Regions from separate parts of the Homo sapiens genome. Here region 1 is linked to region 2. Evidence: read pairs that join two places in POLR2A ChIA-PET (ENCODE). Cell type or tissue: PC-9. All regions are shown on one strand. Region 1 overlaps MDM4 (MDM4 regulator of p53). Region 2 overlaps PIK3C2B (phosphatidylinositol-4-phosphate 3-kinase catalytic subunit type 2 beta).

Evidence for each region. ChIA-PET counts read pairs that join two places held together with the same protein. Peaks named below come from ENCODE experiments on the same cell type or tissue, not always from the same donor. Only the 100,000 strongest peaks of a DNase experiment are listed, where the experiment ranks them.
Region 1: POLR2A ChIA-PET joins it to region 2 with 11 read pairs; 7 of 35 experiments call an interaction of 5 or more read pairs at or near these places.

The regions. Positions count from the first base shown.
Region 1 is chr1:204,535,083-204,540,082 of GRCh38, forward strand. It overlaps MDM4 (MDM4 regulator of p53), which reads left to right. Exons shown (of 11, transcript NM_002393.5): 6 at 2,348-2,415; 7 at 3,127-3,226. Among named protein-coding and RNA genes, the nearest start is that of MDM4, 21 kb to the left of the region's middle. In PC-9, no CTCF peak of the experiment used is centred here; no DNase peak of the experiment used is centred here.
Region 2 is chr1:204,446,060-204,451,059 of GRCh38, forward strand. It overlaps PIK3C2B (phosphatidylinositol-4-phosphate 3-kinase catalytic subunit type 2 beta), which reads right to left. Exons shown (of 33, transcript NM_001377334.1): 13 at 3,791-3,958; 14 at 3,126-3,237; 15 at 1,377-1,519; 16 at 1-85. Among named protein-coding and RNA genes, the nearest start is that of PPP1R15B, 37 kb to the left of the region's middle. RefSeq lists enhancers at 582-631, 3,390-3,914. In PC-9, CTCF peaks have their summits at 214 and 431; DNase peaks (open chromatin) are centred at 2,692, 3,152 and 4,772; H3K4me3 peaks cover 1,753 bases; H3K27ac peaks cover 3,456 bases.

The sequences.
Region 1 (5,000 bases), 89 kb after region 2:
TAATTTTATACCTTTGCAAATGGGTTAAACTTTTCATTTTGGTCAAGAAGATGCCATTGTTTAAAATGGTAGTTCTTTTTTTTTTTTTTTTTTGAGATGGAGTCTCGCTCTGTCGCCTAGGCTGGAGTGCAGTGGCATGATTTTGGCTCACTGCAGCCTCCACCTCCCGGGTTCACGCAGTTCTCCTGCCTCAGCCTCCTGAGTAGCTGGGACTACAGGCGCCCGCCATCATGCCTGGCTAATTTTTTATATTTTTAGTAGAGACGGGGTTTCACCGTGTTAGCCAGGATGGTCTCGATCTCCTGACCTCGTGATCTGCCCGCCTTGGCCTCCTAAAGTACTGGGATTACAGGCGTGAGCCACTGCACCCAGCCTAAAATGGTAGTTCTTTCTAAATTGTCTCTCCAAATTTTCCCATGTATACAAATGAAATAAATATGACTAACTTTGTGTGTGTTTATTAATTTTTGAGACTGAGTCTCGCTTTGTCGACTAGGCTGGAGTGCAGTGGTGCGATCTCGGCTCACTGCAACCTCTGCCTCCTGGGTTCAGGTGATCTCCTGCCTCAGCCTCCCGAGTAGCTGGGATTACAGGTGCGCACCACCAAGCCCGGCTAATTTTTGTGATTTTAGTAGAGATGAGGTTTCACCAGGCTGGTGGGTTGCCCAGGCTGGTCTCAAACTCCTGGACTCAAGTGATCCACACACCTCGACCTCCCAAAGTTCTGGGATTACAGGCGTGAGCCACCACACCCGGCTAATTTTAAAACTTCTTTTTTACATTGTGGTTTCACCAGATAATTTATTTTTGCTTGTAACTGTTTTAACCTAAGTAAGGTAGTAAGGCTTTGGAAATATAAATGACAGTAATAGGATTGCTTTATTAAAGAATTGCTCCTGGCCTGTGCGGTGGCTCATGCCTGTAATCCCAGCACTTTGGGAGGCCGAGGCGGGTGGATCACAAAGTCAGGAGTTTGAGACCAGCCTGGCCAAGATGATAAAATCCTGTCTCTACTAAAAATACAAAAATTAGTCAGGCGTGCGCCTATAATCCTAGCTACTTGGGAGGCTGAGGCAGGAGAATCACTTGAGCCAGGGAGGTAGAGGTTTTAGTGAGCCGAGATTGCGCCACTGCTCTCCAGCCAGGGTGACAGAGCAAGACTCCGTCTCAAACAAACAAAAAAATTGCTCCATCTGCATTATATGTTAGTCCAACTTCGCTTTGAAGACCACTGTGGTCAGAAAATGCTGTCTCTCAAACTTTTTGTTGTCTCCGTTTGTCCACAAAAATGTTTCTGGAAATAATGTTTTTTATAATTAGAATTTTGAAAATGTTTGCTTTTTTCAATAGAACCGCATTGACAGATCAGTTGTAGGATCTGTATCCTTCCTCTAGCAGCCTTTATCAGATGGTGATGATATTTTCCATATTTTATCTCTGAACCTGGTAGTGGTTGGTGAACCTGACCCACAGTAGACTTATTTTGGGTCTATCTCATTCACATAGCCTCAAATAATGAATAGTCCAGATTATTAAATTGTTTGCAGCTTGATCTTTTCGTGTAGCCAAGTTTTTGTCTTTTGTTCTACTTGAAAAATTTCTTTGTAAGTCCTTGGAATGCATTTCTCTTTTAGATTAATGTAATATCTAAGAATTTCTCTGTACTGTGTTGTTTTCCTTGGTTCTTTTTATTGGCCTTGAGAAAAACTTTATTTGCTGCTGCTTCTTAGGAAATGTTTATAGTAACTGGGAAAAATAAGACAATGAAAAAAATTAATTTATATACAGGTGATGGTAATGGGAATTTAAACCATAAAATTATCCTTGACACTTAGAATGTCGCTTTAGATGAAGATGCTATTGTTTTATGAAGCAAACGGGGAAAAATCCAGATTTCAAGATCCCATAACCCTGTATGACTTAACACTTGAAAGTTGAAATTAAATGTAAAAAGCCATACACTCTTTTCCTTTTGTTTGTGAGTTAGGCGAATTTGGTAATATATAGGAAGAGATGACAAAAATAGACTCCATTATGTCCTGCTTGGAACCAGTTTTCATATAAAAATTTAAAAGCTTGATATGGAAGAACATTTTTAGCTATTTTTCACTGTTTTTTTTCCCGATTATATTTTGGTAATATATTTTGGATATGGCCTGTCTTGGTCTTTGTCATTTTTATCAATTTTGATTTTTCCCTTGCAAATGAGAGCTTTGTCCAGCCAACATGGAGAAGTACATTTCTAGGGACTAAACCTGGCTCCCGGGTTGTTTGCTGAGGTCCTTTTTGTGTGGAAAGAATGGTTATTACCAGGGAAGGTTTTCCTTTTGTTTTACTTGCTATCCAGATGCTGCTCAGACTCTCGCTCTCGCACAGGATCACAGTATGGATATTCCAAGTCAAGACCAACTGAAGGTAAAATCACCACACGGTGACTTCTTTTGTTGTACAGAGTGGCCCCTTCTCTGTACCTATGGATCTTGGACTCCCAAGACCTTTCCCTGAATGTGGTAAGAATTTAATAAGAAAGGTTCTTGGGAGTTCACAGACCAGGGACAGAGTGAACCTTCTCTGTTCTGCCCATAACAGAGTTCCAGTCTCTGAACCTTTCTTTGGGATGTAGCACTTCTGATCTTCAGTTCTTCCAGTTGCATTTTTCTTTGGGTTTGTGTGTACCTGTGTGTGTGTGTTTGAGGATATTGCTTTATTAGATTTTAATAGGCGTGTTGCAGTTAAGTTCATGTCAGGCCATTTCCTAAAGCTTCCCCAAACCTGGGGAAACTTTATAGTCATCTTGGTACGTGGCGAGGGTTTCATATGTTTTCTGAATTATGCCTAATTTTGTAGTAGACTGGAGGGTTTATACAGATAGCCTGTTTTTAACAGTAGATTTTGGCCTTTGTGCAGAGGTTTTTTTTCCCCCCAGGTTTGGGATTCTTCTAGCTTTGCTCACAGTGGGTTGAGGAGAGGTGTTGCCTTTATTTGATGACTGTTGTGAACTTGAGTTCTCTTTCTTGTGTGTAACCCATTGTGTTGCACACTAACTGGTGAGCCAGAATGGAACTGCTACATCCCCTGGTCTCAGTTATTTCTACTGCACTGATGGACACCTTTCCCTTCTTTCAGCAAAGTGCAGAGGAAAGTTCCACTTCCAGAAAAAGAACTACAGAAGACGATATCCCCACACTGCCTACCTCAGAGCATAAATGCATACATTCTAGAGAAGGTATGTTTTGGATTAAGGCTATATAGACTTTTGTTCTCTTCCTCTTCCAACCTTTTTATTTTTAATCTCTCCGTATGTGAAGTAGGAGAGGGATATGTCACAATTTCTCATCCTTTTCTGAAAACCTTTTTATCAGCCTAGTTACTACCATTGTTAGCTTTGAAGAGGTAGTGCTATTTTAGCAACCCGTGAGTACTAGGATGGTGCAAGACCCTTCCATGAGCTAGCATGCTACTAGAAAATAGCTACACATTTATTGATTTGCTACCAGGTGAATTTTCTACATACATGAATTCAGCTGCCTTAGACTTTTCAATCTTAGTATTCTTGTATGTATATGATTTGGTTAGAATTTTTATTTTGATTTATCTACTTGAGGCAAAGGCCAATTTTCATACTTTTTTTTTTTTTTTTGGAGTCAGAGTTTCCCTGGGTCACCCAGGTTGGAGTGCAGCAGTGCGATCTCAGCTCACTGCGACCTCCACCTCCTTGGTTCAAGTGATTCTTGTGCCTCAGCCTCCTGAGTAGCTGAGATTACAGGTGTGTGCCACCACGCCTGGCTTTTTTTTTTTTTTTTTTGAGACGGAGTCTCATTCTTGTTACCTGGGCTGAGTGCAATGGTGTGATCTCAGCTCACCGCAGCCTCCGCCTCCCAGGTTCAAGCCATTCTCCTGCCTCAGCCTCTGGAGTAGCTGGGATTACAGGCGCACGCCACCACACCCGGCTAATTTTGTATTTTTAGTAGAGATGGGGTTTCCCCACGTTGGTTAGGCTGGTCTCCAACTCCCGACCTCAGGTGATCTGCCTACCTTGGCCTCCCAAAGTGCTGGGATTACAGGTGCATGCCACTACGCCTGGCTAATTTTGGGGTTTTGCCATGTTGGCCAGGCTGGTCTCGAACTACTGGCCTCAAATGGTCTACCCGCCTCAGCCTCCTAAAGTGCTGGGATTACAGGCGTGAGCCACTGCACCTGGCCCAATTTTTACACATTTTGAAGTTTGCAAAGATGACATAATATACTTAATCACAAAGCCAAGAATGAGATATAAGAAGCCTGGTATAAGTTGAGCACTCTAAATTTGAAATGTTGAGCATTCTCAATTTGAAAGATTGTAATGCTCTTTTAGCAACTCATGAGTACTAGGATGGTGCAAGACCCTTTCAAAGGATCTTAGAATAAGTTGAGCATCCAAAATCTGAAAACTTGTTTTTTTTTTTTGTTTTGTTTTGTTTTTTTTTTTTTGAGACAGGGTCTTGCTCTGTCACCAGGCTGGAGTGCAGTGGCACAGTCTCAGCTCACTGCAACAACCTCCACCTCCCGTGTTCAAGCGATTCTCCTGCCTCAGCCTCCTAAGTAGCTGGGATTACAGGCGTGCACCACTACGCCCAGCTAATTTTTGTATTCTTAGTAGAGACGGGGTTTTACCATGTTGACCAGGATGGGTTGATGTCATGACCTCGTGATCCACCCGCCTTGGCCTCCCAAAGTGCTGGGATTATAGGCATGAGCCACCACACCCAGCCTCTGAAAACTTTTTCACATGACACCACAAGTAGAAAATTTAACACCTGACCTCATATGACAGGTTGCAGTGAAAACTTAGTTTCATGCACGGAATTATTTAAAATATTACAAAAAACTGTCTTCAGGCTATGTGTACAAGGTGTACATGAAAACTTGGGTCCCATTAGCCGGGCGCGGTGGCTCACGCCTGTAATCCCAGCACTTTGGGAGGCTGAGGTGGGCGGATCACGAGGTCAGGAGATTGAGAC
Region 2 (5,000 bases):
GGCGAGCACCAGGGGGAGCGAGCTCACCTCCGAGTGGCAGTAATATCGCTTCTCCCACAGGCGCTTCTTGTCAGCATCAGTGAGCCTGGTGGGCACACGGAAAGGAGAAGGTGGTGGGAGGGTAGGGGGCAGTGAGAGAGAACAGCATCAGCCAGGGGGTGCAGCCCTTACCCTCAAGGGAGTGCTGCACACACTGCAATTCAGCGGTTCCCAAGCTTTGCTGCATATGACACCCACTTGAGGGGCTGAGTGAACCCCCTCGCCATGCCTGGGTCACACCTGATACCAGTTAAGTCCAAATGGCTGGGGAAGCCAGGCATCAGTCTATGCCACAGATCACCAGGTGATTCCAATATGAATCAAAGTTTGGGAACCAGAGCCCAAATCCTATCTTTGATCCCAACTCAGGGACATCTTGGATGGAGAATGCATGGGCCAAGGGCACCGAATCTGCTACCCCTCCTGCGGATGCCCTGAGGGCACCACGCTCAATAGAACCACCAGAGGGCAGTGGTCCCCCAACACCAGGGTCTGTGCTGCTGAGAGGCCTCCTGGGGCCTCCAGGGACCAGCTGTCGGCTTTCAAGGACCTGCAGCTAATTGGGCCTTGCCTGAGATCAGGTGTCTAATGGGAGAAGGGAGCTGAGGGTCTAATGAAGTGTAGTCGGCAGAGTGGGGGAAGGGAGGTCTGCGGTCGCTCAGCTACTCCAGCTACTTGGGGTGGACATCAGGGACAGAGATGAGCCCCATCTCTCTCATGCCCCCACACACACAACACACGCACAGGGCTGCGCAGGAGCCAGAGAGGTAAACAGAGAGCAGACAGCGGAACCAGGTCCCTCCAGCTCCTCCAGTTCTGTTCTCACCCCTCCTTCTCCAATCCTGTGAAAGCAGCAGCCCCAAGGATGAGATCAGCCTGGACTCACGTACCCCTGAGAGCTGCCAGCTTGCCTTGACACCTGATCCTTTTTGGAAAGTGACAGGGCCAGAAAAATTCAAAGGCTGTTGGTGTGGAAGGGGCAGGAGGTGAGAGCAAGAGGTGGGGGCAGGGTGGTGGGGCCAGCTGCCCCAGTGGACAGAAGGTAGTAGATAGCACATCTGGGATGTGGGGCAGAGCTCTGGTCCTCCTGGGTAGCTGAGTCTGGACCAAGTCCCTGGGGTGGGGACTTGGGTATTCTCAGATCTAATTTCCTGACCTTGACCTCTCCACTTTTCCTAGTGTCAGCTGATGGAGAAAGGCCTGGGGGCTGCCTCCACTTCCTGCTGAGATGGCAATGCCCACCCCTTCCCACCTCCACTCCCAAAGCAGGAGGACGGAGACTCAGTGCTGGGAGGTCAGATGAAACATGACAGATTCAGTGGGGGCCCGGGTCTCACCAGTACAAGGACTCTTTCTGCATGATGTCTTTAAGCTTGCGCTGGTCTTCTTCCCGGAGGCTGCCAAACTCATAGCGGGGGCTGAACTTGTCTCCAGGGGGGCTGGTGAACTTGATGTCAAAGGCCGAGGTGGGGAAGTCAATCTGGGGGATGAGATCAGGGATGTGAGGAGAGAAAACAGGCAGCGTGTGTGGACTCCCAGCTTCTTTCTCTCACCCCAGCATTCCGGCCTTGTCCCTCCCTCACTTTCCCTCAGGTTCTTTGTAAAATAGCCCTGTTAGACTTGGTGATCTCTAAAGTCCTTTCCAGCTATAACTCTCAGCAAAAAATGAGAGGGAAACAAAAAGAGAAAAAGAATGGACATGTGAGGAAGAGGTTCGGTGGAGATGCACCTTGGTGAGGGGTGAGGGGACAAGCCCCAGCCAGAACTCTGAACAGAGGTGTCACCCAGCTGAAACACGGGGTGCATCCAGGCTGAGTCCGGGGTGACTTCCATGGGGTGCCAGAGGACACTGCTGCCAGAGGGGAGGCAAGACCACACACTGGGAGAAGGCCCTGGGACACTCGGTCCCTACTCTATGCCACCAGATGTTCATCCTACTAAAGTATCAGAGCTGAGTGAGCCAAGTCTCCAAAGGAGGTCTACTTTCTTTCATTCAAAAAACTTATTTATTTATTCATTTATTTATTTATTTTGAGACAGAGTCTTGCTCTGTCACCCAGGCTGGAGTGCAGGGGTGTGATCTCGGCTCAGTGCAACCTCTGCCTCCCCGGTTCAAGTGGTTCTCATGCCTCAGCTTCCTGAGTACCTGGGATTTACAGGCACCCGCCACCACACCCAGCTAATTTTTGTATTTCTAGTAGAGACAGGGTATCACCATGTTGGCCACTCCTGACCTCAAGTGATCCCCCTGCCTCAGCCTCCCAAAGTGCTGGGATTGCAGGCATGAGCCACCACACCCAGCCTCATTCAACAAATATCTATTGAATCCTAACATGTGCCAGGCATTTTCTAGAGTCTGGGCATAAAGCAGCAAATAAGACAGACAAAAATTAGCCGGGCGTGGTGGTGTGCGCCTGTAGTCTCATCTACTCGGGAGGCTGAAGTGGGAGGATGATTTGTGCCTGGGAGGCAGAGGTTGCAGTGAGCCAAGATTGTGCCATTGCATTCCAGCCTGGGTGACAGAGATCCTGTCTCAAAAAAAAAAAAAAAAAAACCTGCCTCAGGGAGCTTTCATTCTATGTCAACATTCATACTCCATACCAAAGTATCTCATAACCACAAGAAGGGGAAGCTGGGAACTGAGAAGTGCACCTTGGGCGTGACCAGCTCCTCCTCTTCTCCCTGGAGAATAGGTCCATCCTGCCAAAGCACTGAGTCACTGGCAGGGGCAAAGGTGTCCCCTCAGGCCCCAAGAGGACCCAGGTCAGGTTTGATCAGACTTAGACGTATGAAGATTCAATACAAGGGACTCAGAAGCTGAGCCCTGAATGCAGAGGGTCTCAGACCCCATCTTCAGGCTCCACGAAATCAATTTAACCTCCAGGAGATGGGAGATGGATACCCCAGAGCTCACCTCACAATCCACATCTAACCATATTCCCTCAGTTGCTTCAGTCACATCATCCTCCCATGCTTGAAGTTCTAGCACTCTCTCCTGCTGTCCCAGCCCAAATCTCCAGGAGAAAAATGTAGAGTTGACTGGAATGGTCTTGCTGGTGACTGGGAGGGAAGGGCTAAAGCCTCACCTGCAGGATGACACTGTCTGGCTGGTGGAAATTAGGTGCACTCCAACGGGCGCTGGGATTTTCCTGTGTTGCTGGCCACAAACCCAGAAGCTTCCGGCCACAGGTCAGGACCCTAAGAAGGAGGGAGAGTGGGAAGAGCTGCTAAAGTGGCTAAGCAGAGAATATTTCTACTGCTCCCCCAATCCAAAAATCTGCCTTTTCTGTTTGAAGCCATCATCCAACTCCCCTCTCATTCTCACCGTGGACCATAGCCTCTTCCTTCTCCCAAGTCCTGTAAAAGCTTACGCCCTCCAAGAGGACTTGTGAGCTAACCACACCCTGGTCTGGATGACCTGGTGGCAGGGATGCCTTCATGAGGTGGGGAGGCTGGGCTAGATGACCTCTAAGGTTCTTCCAATGACAAGACCAGATGATCTATTACCCAAGCATTGCTTTTCCATGTATCCTTAACATGGTCCTGTGCCACCAGAACCGCTCAGTGGCTCTTGGTTACATCAATAGTCCTGGTCACCAGTTCTGTGCTTGGGGATCCTCTGGACTTCACCAGTGAGCCCCACATGGCCAACTCTCCCAAGGCGCACTGGCCAGTGCAGCAGCCAGGCCCCTTTCTCTGTCCCCCTCCTCCCCTTCCAAGGCCAAGAAGCTGTACCCTGGGGCTCACATACTGCCTGAAGTTGAAGAGTGGGGTAGTGACCCAGCCCAGGGCTTCAGGCACCCGCCGCTGCTTATTGGCCTCTGAGGAGCTCCCCGGTGGGGGGATGGGCAGAGCATAGAGAGTGGCACACAGCAGTGTCTCCCGAGGCAGCCGGTTCACCTGCACTGGGAAGCAGATCCTATGGAGGACAGGAAGTCAAATTAGGAGGGGCCACTCCTGTGGCTTCAAGCAACAGGTGGCCCAGGAAGTCAGGCTGAGGCTGAGGCTGAGGATACAGCCTCCCTCTCAGGGTTCAGACATACTCCCTGAGGAAGCCCTCCTCCTGCAGAACCAGGAGAGGTCCCAAACTAGGCAAAACCCCCACTGGATGTTCCCAGAAGCACAATGTGGTGTCCTTGGAGCTTTGCAGTAGAGTGAGGCGAACATCCCGATTTTGAAGCTACCCGTGGTGCCTGGACAGAACTTGCTTAGCAGAGCCACCTCGGAGTTCAGGTGATGACACGTCCCATGTTGTCAGCCTTGCTCCTTTCCTTGTTTTAGGATTTCCGCAGAGGGTCCGCAAAGCTACTCCTTTTGTCCTCCTTTTCCATTTGACAGTCTCCATCCCTCCCCCACTTCTTGCTGCTGAGAGCCACCAGGAAGAAGCACCATGTTCTCTGCCCTCGGTTCACCCTCCCCCACAGCCCTCTCACTTGTCCTCATAGGAGTCCCCTTCACCTAGCCCCAGGGACACACACTGGGTTTTTCTCACCCCCACCCCCAAACAGCTTCAAAGCCAAAGGGACAAAGAGGAGGGGTTTCTCCAAGTACCCCAGTGGTGAGAAAGCCAATGGCAGGGCCAAGAGAACTGAGACACATAAGCCCCACCACTATTCAAGCCCATAAGTTCTCTCCAGGTCCCTCAGTCTGAATCACACCTAGCCACTCCCTCTAAGCTCAGGATAAGGAACTGCTGGGTGGGGTGAAGTACACAGGGGAGGGGAGCTGTGGAAAGGCAGGGAGGACCCACGTTACCTTTCGGGGAAGCTGTCCCTGGGCCAAAGTCCATACTGTCACACCCTCCTGGCCAGCCCAGGGCCCAGCAACTTCTATGCCAGAGGGCGCAGAGGCAGGGCGGCCACCCCCAAGGTTGGCAGTTTCATGATAAAGCAGCCTGCCTCCACCGCTGTCCTCCAGAGGAATCTCCACCTAAGTGAGGCACTCCCTCCAGCCCACCACAG